Regions from separate parts of the Mus musculus genome. Here regions 2, 3, 4 and 5 are each linked to region 1. A link is a loop called in an ENCODE intact Hi-C map of the cell type or tissue named here. Cell type or tissue: gastrocnemius. All regions are shown on one strand.

What was found. A loop is a pair of places that touch in the nucleus more often than their neighbours do. Peaks named below come from ENCODE experiments on the same cell type or tissue, not always from the same donor. Only the 100,000 strongest peaks of a DNase experiment are listed, where the experiment ranks them.
Region 2: a loop joins it to region 1, with 7 times the contacts of the local background. A loop is called at or near these places in 28 of 42 quality-filtered maps.
Region 3: it touches region 1 in a loop (2.1-fold over the local background); 3 of 42 quality-filtered maps call a loop at or near these places.
Region 4: a loop joins it to region 1, with 8 times the contacts of the local background. A loop is called at or near these places in 19 of 42 quality-filtered maps.
Region 5: it touches region 1 in a loop (2.1-fold over the local background); 7 of 42 quality-filtered maps call a loop at or near these places.

What each region holds. Positions count from the first base shown.
Region 1 is chr16:33,738,529-33,742,528 of GRCm38, reverse strand. It overlaps Heg1 (heart development protein with EGF-like domains 1), which reads right to left. Exons shown (of 15, transcript NM_175256.5): 9 at 3,806-3,966; 10 at 33-167. Among named protein-coding and RNA genes, the nearest start is that of Muc13, 54 kb to the left of the region's middle. In gastrocnemius, a CTCF peak has its summit at 2,497 (motif pointing right); DNase peaks (open chromatin) are centred at 547, 1,916, 2,538, 3,792 and 1 more place; H3K27ac peaks cover 2,575 bases.
Region 2 is chr16:33,304,488-33,308,487 of GRCm38, reverse strand. No RefSeq gene overlaps it. Among named protein-coding and RNA genes, the nearest start is that of Snx4, 55 kb to the right of the region's middle. In gastrocnemius, a CTCF peak has its summit at 1,743 (motif pointing left); DNase peaks (open chromatin) are centred at 552 and 1,744; H3K4me3 peaks cover 316 bases.
Region 3 is chr16:33,335,080-33,339,079 of GRCm38, reverse strand. No RefSeq gene overlaps it. Among named protein-coding and RNA genes, the nearest start is that of 1700007L15Rik, 44 kb to the left of the region's middle. In gastrocnemius, CTCF peaks have their summits at 1,578 (motif pointing left) and 1,778 (motif pointing left); DNase peaks (open chromatin) are centred at 643 and 1,678; H3K4me3 peaks cover 422 bases.
Region 4 is chr16:33,558,771-33,562,770 of GRCm38, reverse strand. The region is part of intron 4 of Slc12a8 (solute carrier family 12 (potassium/chloride transporters), member 8); the gene reads right to left. Among named protein-coding and RNA genes, the nearest start is that of Slc12a8, 43 kb to the right of the region's middle. In gastrocnemius, no CTCF peak of the experiment used is centred here; a DNase peak (open chromatin) is centred at 2,343; H3K4me3 peaks cover 483 bases; H3K27ac peaks cover 2,892 bases.
Region 5 is chr16:33,191,598-33,195,597 of GRCm38, reverse strand. All of the region lies in intron 1 of Osbpl11 (oxysterol binding protein-like 11), which reads right to left. Among named protein-coding and RNA genes, the nearest start is that of Osbpl11, 8.5 kb to the right of the region's middle. In gastrocnemius, a CTCF peak has its summit at 1,771 (motif pointing left); DNase peaks (open chromatin) are centred at 1,481 and 1,752; H3K4me3 peaks cover 664 bases; H3K27ac peaks cover 1,681 bases.

The DNA.
Region 1 (4,000 bases):
GTGCCACGCAACTGCTGGGGACCCGAAGTTACCTCGGCAAGAGTGATCCATCTTGTTGAACTGGAAGTAGCCAGACTTGCACTGACAGAGCGCGACACCATCCAGGTCGGTGCAGATGGAGGTCTCTTTGTCACATTCTGGACTCTTCCGCTTACACAAGCTGCCCGCTGGGATGTGAAAAACAAGGCAGTGAGACCAAACCAAACCTCTTCTTCACACCTTATGACGCATGAACTTGCTATTTCAATAGGCTCAGGGGAGAGTTTCCCAGAGTCTTCTTGGAACCATAGTCCTCTGAGGCCCTACACAGTCTCTACCTCTTGTTCCCTGGTCACCGCCAGTAAATAAATATTCACAAGCATTCCCTATGGAGAAACCAAACTGAGGAAGGAAAGGGCGCTGCCCAACCTACAAATGCAGCCTGGTGTATTCTGTACCTTCACGTTTAAGGACTGGGAGTAAGGGAGGTGGGGGGTGGGGCTGGAACAAACCCAGAAAATGTGACCATGTTCTTAGGAAGTCAGGAGCTTGGACCCAAACCAACCAATACAGTCAGACCAGTCTCAAGTGGAAACATGTCCGGGCTCTGTGTCCTAGGGGCCCAGGACCACTCTGTGGTAAGGCAGCTTGCTTTGCTCTCAGTGTGTTGCCTTTTGGAGGCTTATTATAGAACGAGGTTTGTATGGTAATCTGATTCCCCAGGGTTGGCAGGAAGCTGTCTGTCTGTCTGTCTGTCTGTCTGTCTGTTTGTCTCCCCACTACAGTGTTAGGAAGGTTTATTCAGCACTGGATCTGCAGCACAGAGACCAGTAGGTGAGCATGTGCTGGGGTGGGGGTGGGGGTGGGGGTGGGGGTGGGGGTGGGGAAGTCCTACTGGCCTGATCAGTCGCTACACCATCACCAGGAGAAACAGGCAGACGAGGAAAGAACCCAGTTTTAAGGCTGGTTTTGTGTTCATTTGGGGGCTTTATTCATCTCATGGTTGATAAAGAATCAGCTTATTCGTATCAAAAAGCATTCACTGCTGGGCACATAGTCCTCTGGGAGGTTTTAATACGGCCAAGATAATGAAGAGTACATTTTACCACCCAAGATACACGTCAGTGGGCGCACAGGGAGAACAGAACTATGAAACCAACATGACAGCGGCTAATAACTTATCCTCACATGGCAGATGTGTGCTTCTGCTGTTGGGGGGTCAAAAGCAAGTTGAACCCAGGAGGAGAGTGGCAGGGGGATGGGAAGAGTCTGAGCATTGTACAATGAAAATTGGGTGCTAATTTTGTAGGCATTGTCAAAGAAAAGGCCCCAGGCTCTTCAGAAGGTGCCTGTTAATTCTGCAAAATTAACCCTTGCCTGGGCAAATTCTGGTGATGGGAGCTGACACCAGGGCTTGATGGGCCCCGTGTGGAATTCCCAGCATCCATCCCTCTTGAGGGTCCCGAGAACTGAGACTGACTGTCTAGCCGGGTGAATTAGGGCACAGCTTCATTTCCCAGTGCTGAATTGAATTTCCTGCCTTTATCAGTGGAAGCTGACATGTTAAATCTGGGCTCCTTTGTTTATTGTTTTTAAAAAAAAGTTTGTATTTAAGGGGAAATGTTTAAACGGAAAAATCTCACCAGGCAAACTTTGCAAAGCTGGCACCAGGGAGGAACTCAGCTTCCGGCACCTCACATCTGACTTCTCTGAAGGCTTTGCCAGTCAATGAGACTTAGCAGAGAAAAACACCTCCAAGTATAAGGAGTATCCAGGCCATCCTAGGCTGGGAAATCCCACTCTGATTGGGTATTTTCTGGAAGTCAATGTTAAGTTCTCCTTCCATCCTGCCCACTGATCTAGGCTGCTAACGAATATTCATTGCCAAAAGCAACCAGTTCCTGCCTGCTGCCAGATTTCTGCTTGAACAGGGAGGGCAGGCCCCGCCCCTCCAATGAGGAGTGGCTTTCTCAATGAACGTGTCTCATAAAGCCACCCAAAAGGACCATGCAGAATCTCACTTAAATCGATCCTTGGTGATGTGAGTCTTCTGCATTCACCGTTCCCATGGTCTTTCCTGGGCATAACATCCGTCAAGATAGACAATGAGTACTCAGTAAGCCAAGGCTGAGGCCATGAGGGGGGATTTCCAAAGTCTCTAAATCCCAGGAGACCATGAGGACTAAAGGGCTTTGAAAGGAGGGAGATGGACATTCTCTGAACTGAGGGGACAAAGCCCTTCTCGCCAGCGGCAATGTCCAGAGCATCCTAGTGCTGCCCGGATGCTAGAAACCCAAAGGTGTGCAGCACCTGCTGGTCTAGCCTCCTCTCTAGCTCCAGAAAAATTACCAAGAGCCAGAGCTGGATCCTTTGGCAAAACCTAGAGAAGATCTGGAGGAAAAACAGATGTGAGTCCAATTTTGGCTACTAGGCATGGCTGTCTTTATGCTCAAGGGACTGGAAGGGAACACAGTGAGGATGGCCTCCTCATGGGGACAAGAGTCTTTCTATAGGCCACATGGGGGCAGTCCAAGCAAAGCAGCTGGGTGAGCGAGCACTCCTGCTAGGGCAGGCTCTTGCGCATCCACACAATCTTGCCAACTTGATCTGCAAAGCACAGATGCACAAGCTGGCAACAGAAAAGTACCTTGGTCCAATGCTGACCACGCCAAATGCAGTCTAGAAATGGTTAGCAAACTGAAGGGTGCCTACCTCACTGGGAGGAAAAATAGTACCCTGGAGCCCTGGGCATGAGAAACAAAACCATACAACCAGAGAGCCTCAAAGTATCCAGCACCCTAGAACAGGGCATGAACTTTGAACAAAAACACTCCAACTCTGTTATGTTCAGCTCATTTCCCCCCAGTTACTAAGTAGCCAGCCCCCCAGAGCCTATCTCAGGGTGAAAGCATCAGCTCCCAAGCTCTGCAGTGCAACTGTTCACTCGAGGAAAGCTCTGGACCAGCAGTTACAACATCCTGACCCACTGGGAATGGCCTAGACTAACCAGCGGATATGGCACCAAAACCTGATACCTTCAATTTATGTCTAACATCTGGATGCCAGATGGGGGAGACTTAGCCTAAGCTCTCCTTCCTTTGCCAGACCTCAACCACTGGTCCAATGAGCTAACCAGAGTACACTTTGATCACCAAGAGGGACTAGCCCACTGTGTCTAGGGGCGGTTCTCATTCCAGCAAAGTGTTCTTCTCCCAGCTATAAAACTATCCCTGAAAGACGCAAGTCTGTCTTCCAGACTTGTCCTGAGTCACCTTTCTCATTGGCCTTACCCCAACACAGGGCAAGAGCCTCCGACCAAACAAGAACAAAGGAAGGGAGAGTCCTGTCATTACGGCACTCCTGGGAGCATCCTGCCATGCTCCCTCTTAGTCATTCTATGGTTTTATGATAGAAAACAAACAAAAGATAGGTAATACTGCATGAGCATAGCTCTTTGTTTTTTCTTAGTCATCACCATATAAAGATTGTTGGATCATTGGCAACTTGACAGACTCTATATGTCACTTTCTGTCTCCCCAGGAAGCGGGAGTAACAGCTTTTGGTTCCTTCAGCTCCTGTAATATCTTCCTCTCACCCTGGCACTGTATAGAAGAAAAGAAGGAGCCAGATACCAAGGAGCTGATGCTGTAAAAGGCCATGTGTAGACAGATGTGTGCACTGAGTGTCATGAAGGCTTGTGCTTATAACTTCTAAAGACAAGCTCTGTGAAGGAGCTTTTCTGGGCCTGAGTCCCCAAACCTCCCATCTCTAAGTCTATGCCTACCTGCAAGAGCAGGTTTCCCCCCCTAGAGGACTCCCATCTTACCTCGAAAGACCCGCCTCTGAGACCCCAAGAGCTGGCAGACTTCAGCAGAGGACCTGCAGGAGTTGACATATTTCTGGATCCTGTCTGCCAGGTCAAACAGTGTCACATTGGAGGCCAGGGCAAAGGTGGTTTTCAGTGAGATGAAAACTGTACTGGGCTCCCTGTGGGCAAAGTTAGCAAGGCCTTAACTGACTT
Region 2 (4,000 bases), 430 kb after region 1:
GCCTCAAGCTTTCTCACAACTTCTGGGGAAATGGGGTTGCTTTCTCAAGGAAATGAGAGGCCCTGCTAGGAACACAGAAAATGCATGGCTCTTGTGATGTTGTTGCCTGGGTTAGCCTGGTACTACGTAGTTCAGGATGGCCTCAAAGTCACATAGCCTCTCTTGTTCAGCTTCTCAGGGGCTGGTATCAGAGGCATGGGCCACCATCCCCAGACTGTCAGGTTCTGGACTAGGATGTGAAGAGAGCAGGGGTGGCCATGGCTCAGGGGAGAGCTGATGCCAGCCGAGCGACTGGCACTTGTGGACCACTAGGCCATATTTGACTTGTGCTGGCAGCTGCAGGGAGGAGCAGCCTCCAGCTTTACAGTGATGTCTGGGGCCTGAAGCTTCTCCTCTGGCTGTGGAGTAGACAGACAAGCACGATGAGACCGGCACCTGCCAGTGACCAACCCATGCTGTGAGTTCAAAGATCTCTGTCCGCAAAACACTGAGTGTGGGGCCGGGCTGCTCGTAGGCTGACCATGTGAAGAGAGATGTCTGTGTGCCAGTCCCAAGTACCCTGTCCTCGAGGCTTGAGTGGGTATGGTCTGGCTCCGTGCCAACTGCTTTGTCAGCAGAGGCAAGCAGAAAAACAACCTTTTAAGTCCTTCATGATGTGTGTGTGTTGAAGAATATATGGTGAATCTTGGTTTCTTAAAAAAAAAAAAAACCCAGTTATGCTATGTGCATGTTTTTGTTTTAATCTCAGGTGTGGGATAGAGGTTCCTTTAGTTTGTCCACAGCTGCTGTGATTTTTTTTTCATATTCTAGGAGGGGTGTGATCTTTGCCAGCTAAAAAATTGTTTATATTTGGAATTCTGGCGACTCTTGAGAGGGTATAAATGCGAGAGCCCTGAGCACGCGTGTGGAGGCTGCTTCTGGTTCCTCCTGCTTCCTCCTGGGCTCTGCTGCACTTGCTATTGCTGGATTGCTGGTTGGAGATGTCCTGAAGATAGAGATTGGATTTGCCACGGAACCCAATGCCCCTAGTCAGCAGGAAGTAGTATAAAGAGGTCTATACCTTTCCCTTCTAAACCTCTTTCTTACCTAGTGTTGCGGTGGGAGGATGGAAGGCATTAAGGTGGAATAAGGACTGGAAGTGTGGTAGGTATAAGAACCCAATAAAATAACAACAACAAAAATATCCAAGACAAAAACACAAGGACATACTATACCATCTTTCTAATCTAAAAGTGTGAAAACTTCTCATCTCTTCATTCTCCCAAGTGGAGTGTGTATTTCTCTTTTTGAAATAGTTTTTGGAGGCATTCGGGTATATTCCCAGCCTGGACAACATGACAAATCCTATTCTCAGAAGGACTGGGTTAGGATGTGTGGCTCAGTGGTAGAGCACCTGGATTCTCCCTGGAAGCCCTCCTTAGAGGACAGGCAAGCTCAACTCCCCCTCAAAAGGCTTCACTGCGTAGGACAGTGAGGTATCATCCAAGCCTGGTGAGTCCCCAGAAGACAGTCTCCTCTGAGTAATTACATTGCCAAAATGTAGGTAGAAAGGTCCAAGTTTAAAGGTCTGTTTACTTTATTGCCCTTTTACCACATGGACTGTGCCTGCTTGGTTAATGTTTATTTTGTTGAATAATCTAGTTTTAGTCACATCAATAAAAGTCCGTGCTACTTTTATAAAACAAAAACCAGTTTCAACCAGAGGTTTCTCCTGGGTCCGTTAGCTTTGCTGCCACCTAGTGGCACACTCCTAGAGTGCAGGGCTGGCCATATGGGACAGCCACCAGAGTTCCTTCCCTGGGCTAGAGTTCAGGGACTGCCTATAAGTGAGGTAGCCAGCCTGACCGAGGTTTACTCTAAATTCTAATTTCTACATACTAAAATAGAAAGTTCTCTATATGGGGGCAGGAGATTGTCACAATCAAAAGAACCAATGACCATCAAATGCCTAGTGTCCTGTAATTATTCAATGTCTTGGTGGAGAACTTGCTCTCACGGAGTGGTTTCCAACTGTTTATTATTATTAAGTATTATTATTAGTCTGTTTATTTAATGTGCATTGGTGTTTTATGTGCATGTATGTTGGCATAAGGGTGTCAGATCTTCTGGAACTGGAGTTATAGACAGTTATAAGCTGCCACATGGGTGCTCAGAGTTGAACTCATGTCCTCTGGAAGAGCAACCAGTGCTCTTTACTGTCGAGCCATCTCTCCAGCCCCTCCCAGATGTTTTTTTATAGATTCCTGGTCTCATGGTTTCTGTCACTGACCCCAGTGATATTACAGACAGGCACTACATTGTCAGGCACAACCTAAGTCTACGTTGGTCAGGCACTGTGGACCAGAGGTGAGAGAGAGAGCCCGATCAGGAGGGGTGTGGGTAAATCTAGCAAGTGATATTTAACAAATAAAGAGAAAGTCAGCCAGGAGCCCAAGGACTGGGAGAGGGCTGCCTGGATGGCGGCACAAGGGGGCACTAAGTCAAAAACACTGCAAGATTTTAAGAATGAATGACTCAGCAGAAGACAGCTGAAGATTCCAATTTTATAAATCTATAAATGAATTGAGCATGGTGGCACACATCTGTAATGCTTGTAAACTTGAAGGCTGAGATGGGAAGACTTGGAGTTTGCTAACCTGGGCTACACAAGATGCTGACAAAAATAAGGGGTGCAGAGGTAGTTGTCGCTAATGCGCTTGCCACACAGACACAAGGGCCAAAGAATCCACCCCAAAAGCTGGGCACACTGAGGATCCCATCCCATCACTGAGGAGGAAGTAACCGGTGAACCCCAGAGTTCACTGACCAAGATTCAGGGAGGGAGCATGGCTATGGTTGCCAACTGGACATGCCAGGGAGGCGGAAACCCCAGTTCAAGAACTGCCTCCATCAGACTGGCGTATGGATATGTTTTGGGAGCATTGTCTTGACTGCTAATTGATGCGGGAAGGCCCAGCCCATTGTGAGCGGTGCCTTCTCTGGGTAGCAGCCTGGGCTGTATAAGAAATGTCAGCTGAAGTGCTCCTGTGGGAAAGCCAGTGTTCCTCCATGGTCTCCACTTCAGTTCCTACCTTGAGCTCCCTTGATGGATTGACACCTGTAAGCCAAATAAACCTATTATTCCCAAGATGCTTGTATCACAGCAACAGAAAGCAAAGGACATATACCTTTAAGGTAGGTTAAAATGGAGAAAAGAAAACGAGAAATTAGGCAGCTGGGTGTTGCTGTAGAAGAGAAGCACTATTTGTTGAGACAGAGTCCCACAGTGTAGCCCAGGCTGGACTCAAATTGCTTGCTGATCCTTCTATTCCAGCCCCCTAACTCCTAATATGACAGATGTGCACCACATCTAATGATGCGGGAGATTCTGACACATCTACACTATACTTGATAGATGAGGGAGAACAAAACAGATTACAATAAGGAAAATACTTGGACTCCAGTTTAGAGGCTTCCATAGTGGCCCACAGGGTGCACTGACCCCTGGTCCCTATAGCTATCCTTAATGCATACCAGGATTTGATCCTCTGAGCTCTTTCCATACTTACAAGCCAGCCATTTCAAGCACTTCAGGCTGCGTCCTCTCCAGGGGAGCTTCAGCAGTTTCAGGCCATGGTGTTTCTGAACAGAAGCATAGGGAAGCTCTCCCAGAGGAGGTAATGGGGGAGACCGTACGTCTAGGCACAGGAGGGGACCGAAGCTGAGCCAAGTCAGGCAATCGAAGTGGCCTTTCCAAAAGCCTGAAGCAATGAGAAGCCGATGCTGTGGTGCCCCAAGTTTGTGTGCTTGGATGTTAACCCCCAATGCAACAGTGTTAAAAGGTGGTTGGGCCGGAAGTGGTGATGCATACAAACCTGTACCCTCAGCACTCCGGAGGCACAATCAGGAGAATCTCTGGGTTTGAGGCCAGCCTGGGCTGCACAGAAAGACCCTATTTCAAAACAAACAAAAAGAGGCGTTGGGCCAGGAATTGGTTAATGTTGATTATGGAAAGGCTTTT
Region 3 (4,000 bases), 400 kb after region 1:
GGGAACTCACACTGCCTGCAACTTCAGCTCTGGGGGGTCAAACACTCCTAGTTTCTGAAGACAATTGTACTCACATGTGAGCTACACACACAAGTAAAGATAAATTAAATCTTTTTAAAAACAGAGAGATGGAGACACTTGAATATAGAGTGGGAACACTGAGCAAGCCTGTATTCGGGTCATCTAATCACACCCATGCATGCGTTTCCTGCCTGCATTTGTACACATGGAGGCTGCTAAGAGCTCATGAAATTTCAGAGGGAATGTGCCGTCTTAACCAGGACTACCCTGCCCCTTGCAGAATATAAATAAATATGCTGTCCCTCCCTCAACAGAGCGAGGGACCTGAAAGCCAAACAGACACTGTGGACACAGAGTTGCCCTCAATAAATATTTGTTAAACAAGCACATGCATGAATGAATGAACAAACACATCTTGCTTCCTGTGACTCTGGACAGGCCCACATGCTCAGCACATTTAAATTCCTCCTCAAACACCATTGTTCCTCTGGGCCGATGCTCATCTCACAGAGTCTGTTTGCAAGCCTGCCTCCTTCTCTCAAAGGTGAACCTGGTATTACTGAGATAATATGGATTTTAGCAGGCAGTATTTAGGCCGCGTGTTGGAGCTATTAGAGATTGGAAGGATCCACTTGGGCCAGATGCCAGCTTCGTATGTTTAAAACCCTGGTATAGGTTAGGACTGTAGGTAGGTGGGAAGGTGCTTATGAAGGGCACAGGTTCAAGTCCCAACATAAGGGGTACAGATTTAAATAATAGGTTGAGCTTGCTGTGGTATTTTCCCCCTCCAAAAGGTGACTGGCCCTTGATGGAAGTCCTCTATGGCGGTTTCTTTTGTTGTGTTTGTGTGATTTTAATTTTTGTTGTTTTTGTTTTTCTAGACATGGGTTCTCTGTGGAATAGCCCTAGCTGTCCTGGACTTGCTTTGTAGACCTGGCTGGACTCAAACCAGCCTGCTTCTGCCTCCTGAGTGCTGGGATTAAAGGCATGCGCCACCACACCAGGCAAGATTTAAAATTTGTACTGTTATATCTACTTTGTATTTTGCATGTGCGCTTGTGGGCAAGAACTGGTGAATGTCATGTGTATAGAGGTCAGAGGCCAACTTGCAGGAACCGGTTCTTGCCTTCTAGCTGTGGGTTCTGGGGGTAGGGGTTGAACTCAGGTCATCAGACTTGAGGGTGGCGTTTGTGGGCTGAGCCCTCCCACAGACCCTGCTTCCGTCTGATTTTGAGACAGTGTTTCATGACCTCGGCACACTCAGGTAGCTCAGAAACAAACAATCAAACCAAACCAAAACAACGTCCCCCGGCACCACTTTTGCCTTCGGTTCACCTACCTTTCTTGTCTGCGCTTTTTAAATTTAGGAGAGTATTTCCAGGAGACAGTGATCCTGGAGGGAAATTAGAACAAACGCTTCCTGATCGATTACGAGTCACTCGCAAAACCAGGAAATCTCGTATTATAGAGTCATTGTAGATGGTGACGTGTTAGAGATCAAATATAAACAAACAAAAGATGGACTTGGTAGTTGTTGCTTAATGGGCTCAGGGGCGCCCTCCTGTGGGCCAGTCCCTACCCCGGGCCTCCAGAGACTGCGGCCCTCCCCTGAGCTTCCATCTGGAGCCTGGTCTGTTGAATGAAAGGTATGCACATCCTCACCGTAGAGGGAGAGTCGCCAGGTTCAGCTTTCAAACTGCAGAAATGAAGAGCAAGCCAAATGATGACATCACCGTTGGTTTGCGAGGCTGCCTGCCTCCTGGTGGAGGGCACAGAAGCTTCACTTTTGTCCTTGCTGTGGGACTGGCACTGACTGGCCACTTCTGGCTGAAGGTCAGAGCTGAAGCAGACCCACTACCCTTGGAAATCCCTGTCTTGTTTCTGTCCAGACCAAACCTCCTCCTCTTCTTTGTTTCTTTTTGTTGTGTTTTTGTTTTTTTTTTTTCAAGGCAGAGTCTCATGTGGCCCAGGCTGGTCCAGAACTTGCTTTGTAGCTTTGAACTCCCTGATCATTCTGGCTCCACCTACCAAGTGCTGGGGGTTTCAGGTGTCCGACACCATGCCGTGTAGACAGGACACTCTCTAGGCCAGTAGTTCTCAGCCTTCCTAATGCTGTGACCCTTGCATACAGTTCCTCATGTTGTAGTGACCCCCCAACCATAAAATTATTTCATTGCTACTTTGTAATTTGGCTAATTATAAATCACAGTATAAATATCTGATAGGCAACCCCCATGAAGGTCACAACCCACAGGTTGAGAACCACTGCTCTAGAGCATTCTTTAGAGCCCTGTCTCTCTGGGGCAAGACAAGAACAAGGGAGTGAGGGAGCTAAGAGAACCACCGCTTACATTTGTGGGGGGCACCGCCTTAGCCCATAGCCTGCTTCCCAGTGTTCCAGGCAGGGGGATCAGGAGACCAAAGCCAACACCCACTATTGCTCTTAGTCCCTGCCTGCCTTCTAGAATATTCTACCAGCTTCTGGCTAGGGACCAGCTAGTGATTCTATATCATTTCTAGTTTGACATCGAAACCTCTGAGTTTTCAGCCAACATCACAGCAAGGCCAGTCTCCTCCATCCCTCCCTCCCTCCCTTCCTTCCCCACACCCTTTCTTCCTCTCCCCGTCCCCCTCCCCCCCATCTCCCTTCCTCCTGTCGCCTTCCTCATTTTTTATCCTCCAGAGACTATACCTGAATAGACCACACACATTTTCATGATATTTCCTAACGAAAACTAAAGGAGTAAATTGCAAACCTGCATTCATAACTATTTCTGGGTGCTACAAATTGGTGCTAGCCCTTAGCTGTTTTTCTCTGACCACATAGTTTTCCTATCCTTGAGTGAGACCGTCTCAGTCTGCCTCAGCGCATGCCATTGTCCCAGGACTGACCCAGCCTGGGATTGGCGTCCTTTCTAATTACAGAGAAGCACACACACACCCTCCCCCGCCAGGTCCGGTGCATCTGATATTTCATACCCAGTGTTTGGTTCTGGGTGTCAGATTTTAAGATGCACACTGACAGATTGGAGAGAACAACCAGGTAGTGAGGACTCTGGAAACCATCTTATACCAAGAAGGGGAAGAAAGCAAAACAAAACAAAACAAAATGCTCACCCAGGGCTGGAGAGATGGCTCAGCGGTTAAGAGCACTGACTGCTCTTCTGAAGGTCCTGAGTTCAAATCCTAGAAACCACATGGTGGCTCACAACCATCCGTAATGAGATCTAACACCCTCTTCTGGTGGGTCTGAAGACAGCTACAGCATACTTATATATAATAATAATTTAAAAAATCTTAAAAAACAAAGAGTCAGGCAGTGATGGCACATGCCTTTAATCCCAGCACTTGGGAGGCAGAGGCAGGCAGCTACACAGAGAAATAAAAACCAAAAGTAAAGGAAGGAAGGAAGGAAGGAAGGAAGGAAGGAAGGAAGGAAGGAAATGCTCAACCAGAAGAGAGAGTTTTTTTTGGTTTTGTTTTTTTGTTTTGTTTTGTTTTGTTTTGTTTTGTTTTGTTTTTTGGTTTTTCGAGTCAGGCTTTCTCTATATAGACCTGGATATCCTGGAACTCACTTTGTAGACCAGGCTGGCCTTGAACCCAGAAATCCAGCTGCCTCTGCCTCCCGAGTGCTGGGATTAAAGGAGTGCGCCACCATGCCTGGCTAAGAGAAAGGGTTTATTGCTTGTGTCTGCATGGGTGCAGCATGGTGCTACTTTGAGGGCATCTTAAAGGACCCAGTTTAACTCACCCAGTTCTATTTAAGTGGTGTTGTGTGGCAGTTTCTTCCAAGATTAAAACCTTTCCTCCTGGAGGGAAGCTCACTGTGAGAAAGGATGCTTACAAGGAAGTGAAACACACGGAAGCTCATTAAGCTAAGAAGTGAACACCTGTAAGCTTCAGGAAGTTCCTAAAACTGATCAGATTCACTAGGCCCCTCTGTCCCTAAGCAAACGCAAGCCGTTAGAACAGAGAGACG
Region 4 (4,000 bases), 180 kb after region 1:
CAACTGGGACTCTTCTGAAGCCTCAGTCCCACTATGACATCCCAGCCGTGTGCCTCAGATCACTGTCAAAGCAAATGAGGGTTCTGAAGAGAGGGACCAGGTAAGGGCATCCAGGCAGGCCCAACTTCATCTCTCCCTGAGCATCCATGAGCTTCCAGATTCTGTCCCAGTGTCTATAACAAGAACTTGTCACACTAGCCCTCCGTGGTGAATGGCATCTGCTGAGATCCAATATAAATGAATGACCACACTCCTCAAGTCTAAATCATCCGCAATGCCTGCTTCCAAGTCACCCAAATGCTGCTCATTACCTTTGTCCACAGGGGTCACAGGGGTCACATCTTCGGCTAAACACACTAACATATATATTTAGTGGTAAAAGGGTACCAAGAGGATTTAGGACAGCAATAGGAATGAATGATCTGGGCTAGGCCAAAAACTCCCATACACTGGTTCATTTCAAGGATCCAATCATGAAGATAGAAGGAAAGAGAGAAGGGAAGGAAACCAGAAAGGGAGGCAAGTCAAGTATGGGGAGAGATAAAAGAGAAACAGAAGATAGGATAATGATGATGATGATGATGATAATAATAATAATAATAATAATAATAATAATAAAAACATCTTGGTGGTACACCTTTAATCCCAGCACTCAGAGGCAGAAGCAGAGGCAGGTAGATCTCTGAGTACAAAGTTAGCCTGATCTACATAGTGTTAATCCAGACCCAGCTAGAGTTACACAATGAGATGCTGTCTCAAAAATAAAGGCTATTCACCATGCCCCTTCTACCGCGGCCTCAGATCCCGCAGGCTTGCTACCCTGACCCAGCTGTGCTCCTTGCCCACTCTCAGCTGGCATCTTTGTCAGGGAACTATGCTAAGGAATGGCAGAAATGCTCACCCACGCTGAGGTGGGACTGCCCTCGGGCTCAATGCAGAGGACCAGTGTGGAGCCACCTGCTGTATCACCCCGCCTTCCAGGAAGAAGGCAGCTGCTGGAGAACCCAGGGGTGAGAGGCAGGCTACGTGGGGAGTGACCTCGGTGGCCTGACAATAAACCTGCCGGACTTTGGACCTGAATCTAGCACTTGTTGGCTGAGCTTGTCCGAGATCTCAGTTCCTAGTGGCACTGGGAGAGCATGTCTTTGTCACCACCCTGCCTGGTGTTGTTCACAGGCTTCTATTTCATCTCTTGTTTACCCCTCTAGGGGCTTGGCTCTGACCATCTGACCCCCACAAGAGAAGGCTGGCTGAGAACTCAGGCTCTCAGACCCTCTTGATCTGAAAGAATGGAAGCAGTATAGAGACCCTACCTCTACCTGATGGCACATGGCGCCTCTGAGGTCATACTAGCCAAGCCACTTACTACACAATCTAGGAAAATTGGACCAGCTCTTTGGAGTCTCCACTCCCTTGTCTATAAAGTGGGCATTGTTACCTCACGGCCCCCACTAGGTGTTTCAAGGGTGACTAGGATAATACATATAGAGTGTCCCTCTCCCCGGTTCCTCAAATACGTACATATGTACACACACACACAGCAAAGATCTGTGAGTTCAAGCCTTGGCTGAGCACCAGTCAAGTGAGAGGTTTGGAACAAAGATGGGCGCTATGCTCTCAGCACACTCCAGACCAATGGGTTAGGGGACTTTCTATCCCCAGGTTTCTGGGAGCAGAACACTGGGACCCATAGTCTTTGTCCCACACTACACCTCACTGCCCATCTCTGAAGAAGGCCATGCGGAAGCCTGTAGGAGCAGAGGACACCGGGCAGGGATCCCCAACCCCATGCAGTTTGAAAATACAGGTGGACAGAGGTCTAGCATTGAACCAGAGCTTAGGGTGTTCCCTGCTTCCCTCGGACTCTGCCAGCACTGCTAGGGGCAGGCAGGGCCATGGGGACCAAGGCTGGAATGAAAGTCAGGCCCTCATTGAAATAGTTCTCTGCCTACTCCCAGACTTTGCCTCTCTCTGCTGGACCAGCTGGGAGCTAGCTGCACAGCGGCGCTCTCAGAACCAACGTCCCCTCTCCCGGCTGCTGTTTCGGCATCTCTCAAGTAACCCTGCCCAGCCCTGTCCAGTGTCACTTGAGAGTGTGTGCATGACAGTCCTTGGTGAACAAAAACATAAACACCAGCTCTGGAGAAGCAATCCACACACAGGAGTGGGTGTTTCCTCCTAGGACTGTGGAAGGGAGAAGGGCTGAGTGAGCTGCCCTGGGGCGAGGTATCCTGCCCAGAGGTCCCGAGAGAACACAGACTGCAACTCCACACAGAGGCCACGGAGGGCACTGCAAGGCCGGCCCTCCAGGCAGGCCTTGCCCCACAGCCTGGAAACCACTTGGAGACAAAGCCTGCAGCGTTGGTGTCCACCACAAGGGGCAGGAGCTGGTTGGGAAGGTAATGCCACAGTGGTAACCTGGCCCCTGTTCCCGTTCCAGGACTGAAGCAGGGTGCTAAAAATGGGGTGCAAGACAGGGGTCTCACAGTAAGGGCATGGAGGCCTCCCTTATGGCGGCTACAGACTAGCCGACCGCTCCTGCAGGGACAAAAAAGGCCATGCAGTCTGGCTACCTTTCCTCGTGGGCTCTCTCCATGCAAATATGTACTGCCTGTCTCTGTAAGCCAGTGCTGAGCAATTCTGAAAGATCCAAGCCTTGTCCTTCTTAGCCACCATGTGGGCTGACTTCACACTCCAGAGGAGCAGCCAGAATGTTCGTGTTCACCCTGCTCCACAGGACAGAGCTCACGTATATACTATAAACCTAGGCAAAAGTCCATGCCTTAGGGCATAGGCCTTACACAGGAACCTAAGTCTGATAACTCAGATTTTTGCCTCTCTGCTAGACCAGCAAGGGGCTGACCGCAGAAGCCTGGGTTCCTAGAAATTACTCCTCTCTCCAGACTGCTGCTTCTGCGTCTCTGAGGTGGGAAGCAACCCTGCCCAGCATCTGTCACAGTGTGGTTTTGCTAAGTGGACATATTGTCAGGCTTCTTTCTAAATAGTGACACATATAGACCAGTGCTCCCTGTAATCTTGGTCAGAGACGCATAACTGGTCAAAGAGACTGAACTGATGACTGAGTGAGTCCTCGGTTCTAAATGGGACAGCTATGTGACCTCCATCCCACCCTCAAGGCTGAGACACCATCTCAGATGAGGCAGAAAGAATTGAAGGCCCCAGGTGTGGGGAGGAGCACTGTGGGTGGGGAGGAGCACTGTGAGTGTGGAGGAGCACTGTGGGTGGGGAGGAGCACTGTGAGTGTGGAGGAGCACTGTGGGTGGGGAGGAGCACTGTGAGTGTGGAGGAGCACTGTGAGTGTAGAGGAGTACTGTGGGTGGGGAGGAGCACTGTGGGCACTGTCCTCTGGACATGCCACGATCAATACACTCGGGAACCCACAGCAGCTATGGCCACCGGCAGAAGACCAGGCCAACACAGTCAGGAGTCACCACTCAACAGAAAGTAACAACTGGCTTCAGTGGGCTGCCAAAGCAATACAGAAGCCAGAGCGGATGTGAGGGTGGGAGGAAGATGTGTCGGGGATGTCTCAGGGTTGTTAGAAGGGGTCTTGGGGGTGGATATGACCAAGATATATTACTCACACATAAGAACTTGTCAGTGAAGAAAAGACAATTCTACTTTTAAGAGATAATTAGATTAATCCTAACTTTTAAAAGTAGAAAAATGGAGATAATGAATGAAGGGCCAGAGGGTGTTTGACTTTAATTTGAGATGGTGTGTAGACCATGGGAACTGGCAATATGGAAGCTGGGTTGGAGAACTCTAGGGAGGCAGATGAAGCAGGGCAACGGTGATGATGAAGAAATCCCAGAGTACTCACTGACAGCAGAGAACTGAGCTTCGTGCTCCCCTGATCACCAACAGTAGAGAACTGAGCTCTGTGCTCCCCTGATCACTGACAGCAGGGAACTGAGTTCCACGCTCCCCTGACCATATGAGGACTAGGAAGACCAAGAAGAGAGCAAAGGACTTATTT
Region 5 (4,000 bases), 550 kb after region 1:
GCATATATATAGTCTGCTTTCCCTGAACCGTTTCTGTCCATGAGACTTACTCTTTTGTCCAGTCCTGTAGCCCTATAACCTGAGTGTTGTACTCTGCATTAACCCTGCAAAGCCCCAGGCAGAACACAACAGAAATTATTTCCTCAAAGGATCAAGGTGTCCATAATTCACCATTTGGAAAGTCATTTCTTAGTCTGAGTTCTCCACACCAAGCCTTGTCTCTGGAAGGTGTCCTCCCCTGCCTGGTGGCATGTCATAAAAGCACTGCAGCTGAGCATGTCCTGCAAGAACTGGACTTCTAGGGTTATCTAGGGAGGTTATCTCCATATCTAGTGGATTATGGGGAAAAACTTTCCTAAAATCTTACTATACAGCTGGGCGTGGTGGCGCACGCCTTTAATCCCAGCACTCGGGAGGTAGCGGCAGGCGGATTTCTGAGTTCGAGGCCAGACTGGTCTACAAAGTAAGTTCCAGGACAGCCCCAGGGCTATACAGAGAAACCCTGCCTTGAACCCCCCTCCCCCCCAAAAAAATATTACTATACTAACCACCTTAAGAAAAGCATAGACATGTTAAAGCCATCAAAGGGGGTCAGAAGATATGGTTCAGTGGGCAAAGGGCTTGCATGTGCAAGTATAAGACCTGAATTCAGATCCTTAGCTGACATTAAAAAAAAAAATCGCAATTGCATGCCTTTAATCTCAGTGCTGGAAAGAAATGGGAAGTCATCCCGGGCTTCACTAGACAGACAGTCTAGCCAACTGGTGAGCTCCAGGTTCAGTGACAGACCATCCCAGAAATGAGGTAAAGGGCTGGAGACCTGGCTCAGCACAGAAAGGCACTGGCCAACAAATCTAATGATAGGATTTCCAGCTAGGAGCCTACACTGGAGAAGGAAACAGGTCACTCCTGCAAGTTGTCCTCTGACTTCCACACACACACACATACATGGCACATACTCATGCTTTGTGCATGTATACACAGACACACTAAATGTGTGTGTGTGTGTTTATATTTAAAAGACAAAGGTAGAGGGTGATGGAGGAAGTCACCTGTCACTGACCTTCACGAACCCACATGGCCTCTATTCAGTCACCACTTTTCCTTTCTTACTAATGGTATTCCTCATTTGCAAGTTACTGTACCAGTCACTTAATAGCCAACAGTAATCACAATATAGTGATTTGTGTTCTAATGTTATGAATTCTTTATTGGTGAATACATATAAAAAAGTTAATTTTAAATAAGGCATACTAGCACATACCTGTGATCCCTGAACTCAAGAGGCAAAAGAATCAGGAGTTCATGGTCAGCTACCAGGCCAGAGATAAATAAAACTACAGTCTCAAAGAAAGGTTTAGGTTTCTCATAAAAATTACAAGAAAGATGCTGATGGTGATTGACTTAATAACAGCATAAATCCAGTCTCATAAGAAGCAGATTCAAGCTGGGCATGGTGGCAACCTGCCAGAAGTCCTAGCCTTTGGAAGGTTAAGGCAGGTATATGAATGAGTTCAAAGCCAACCTGGGCTACATAAAAAAGAGACCCTGTCTCAAAACAGCAACAGAAGAACAAGACTCAAATAAGTGTAGACTACTGCTTGTCTTGATATATGAAACACCAGCCCCCAGACTGTACAGAAACAACTTGAGCACTATTATCCTTTGGCATGGACAATCGCGGGCTCTCTTTCATCTCTCCCCTTCTCTGTCCAATAACTAGTTAGCACAACTGTTTGATGTGGGAAGACTGTGCCACCTGCTGGCCATGAGAAGATGCTGTGAGACTCAATGTTTTGCTTTGGGAGCTGTGGGTATGCTATAGCCCAGACTGGTTTCAATGCAAGCTAGCATCCCCTAATCCAACTATCCCAAGTTCTAATTCCCACCATACATACACCAAAATCTGAAAGCTCTCAGCCTGAAACACTGCTGACCAAGTTTCTGACGGAAGCCTGTGTCTGAGTGTGTGTAACCTTCTACCTCACGCTCTACTCTTTAGAAGTGTATACATTTTTGCAGATCTTAATAAACATTTTAATATTAAGACAATCTGGTTGCTAATTGAGGAAAACATTACATACCTCATTTTATCATGATATTTCATGTTCCATGAATCAGGTGATTAAAAACAAGACACTGGAAACTAAGCTATGAAGAAGTTATCTTCAGTAATACCACTGCCCACAAATTGGATATATTTCTGATATTTCAAAGTATCATCTCCTTGGAATTCGTCCTGGAAGCTGTCTAGGGAAATAGTTGGTGAAGGGGCTTGGTGGTTGCTCTTCCAGGGGCCCTGAGTTCTCTTCCTAGCACCCATGTTGGGTGGTTCACAATTGGCTGTCTGCCCAGTGGTATTAATACATTTAGTCTGACACTCCTCCTAGATTGTTTCAATTCCCAAATTCCATTATTACTCCATACTTACTTCTTTTTGTTTGTTTGATAGTCTTGCTATATACACATTCACAGACAGACAGATACACACACACACACACACCCTACCTACCTACCTCCTAGGCTAGCCCTGAACTTCTCAAGCCTTAACTCCCTAAGGGGTGGTGTCACAGGTGTTAGGCTCCAACCATTAACCTTTATCAGACTTAAGTTACATAAAATGTTTAAAATCAACCTTGCTTTAAACACTTTCAGATCCTTTCAGTTAAGAACAAGCGACTCCCAGGCAGTGGTGGATTGCCTCTTTAGTATCAGCACTTGGAAGGCAGAGGTAGACAGATCTCTGGGTTTGAGGCCACCCTGATCTACACAGCAAATTCCAGGACAGCCAGGGCTACACAGAGTGAATCTGTTTCAAACAAACAAACAAACAAACAAACAAACAGGAAAAAGAAACAAGAAAGGGAGGGAGGGAGGGAGGGAGGGAGGGAAAGGGATTATTACAAAGCACTCTGAAAACCCACTGAAAAGTAAGAGAAATTCCCCAGGAGAAAAACGTCACACAGAGAAAACAGCAGTACGGGTCTCTGGCACTGGAGCACATAACAACAGGAGTATGTTGTTTAAAGACCTTTCTTCTTTGCCTTTTCAAGTTTTCCTTCAAGTGTCCAGTGTGTATGAGCTCCCTCTCTCCATGCCCCTCCCTCCCATCAGTCCCCTTTGTCCCACTGGGCAGTGTTGCATCTACTTTCACATCACAGTCACATGCATCTATTTTATGTATCTATACACAATCTAGGAGCTACAAACCAGAGACTATGTATTATATCTGTCTAAAAAGAATATCTCATCAAACAGAGTACAGGAGGCTATGGTAACAGGGCTGGGGTGACAGGACCTGCTGACTGAGTAGATGTGAAATGAGAAAGGGACAGCGTGAGAGAGAAAAAGCCACTGGTTTGTTCCAGCACCCAAACTGATCATTTTCATTATTGTAGTATTCTCCAGTAGATATTCTACTAGAACTACAAAGGGTCTCAGGATTGCCCTATTCACAAGCTAGCAAATTAACAGGCTACAATTTCATAGGGAAATGGCCGACTCCTGTGCAGGAATGGACACACTGACTTCAGTCCTCAGGGCAATAGCAGCACACCGGTCACAAAGAGGGCAAGCAACACCTACACCCAAGACAGAGTGTGTTAAAGGGCAGAACTTCAAGGCCTGGCTAGAACACAAGTCTTATCAAAAAGCAGCAAGCTGTACTACTGACTCTGCCAAATAAGACTTTGTTTCATCACATAAGACTTAAATTTCATCACAATAAAAAGATGTAAGCAATGGCACACATGATCTGTCTTCCAAGGAAGCAGTGAGCAGAGGGACTGGCTGCCCTTTGCTCCATAGTTGTTTTCAAGGCTGTGTAACAGCAGCCTAGAAGACAGAGGCACATTCCAAGGCTTCCGCCAGCCCTTCCTCTGAAAAGCAAAACTGCTTGCTAATGCAGAAAAGAGACCTGCCTTTTAGCTAGCTGTCGTTAGCAGGTAGAAAGCCAAAAACACAAGGTTTGAAGTGTTTAAAGTTTGGAGAGGCAGTCCCT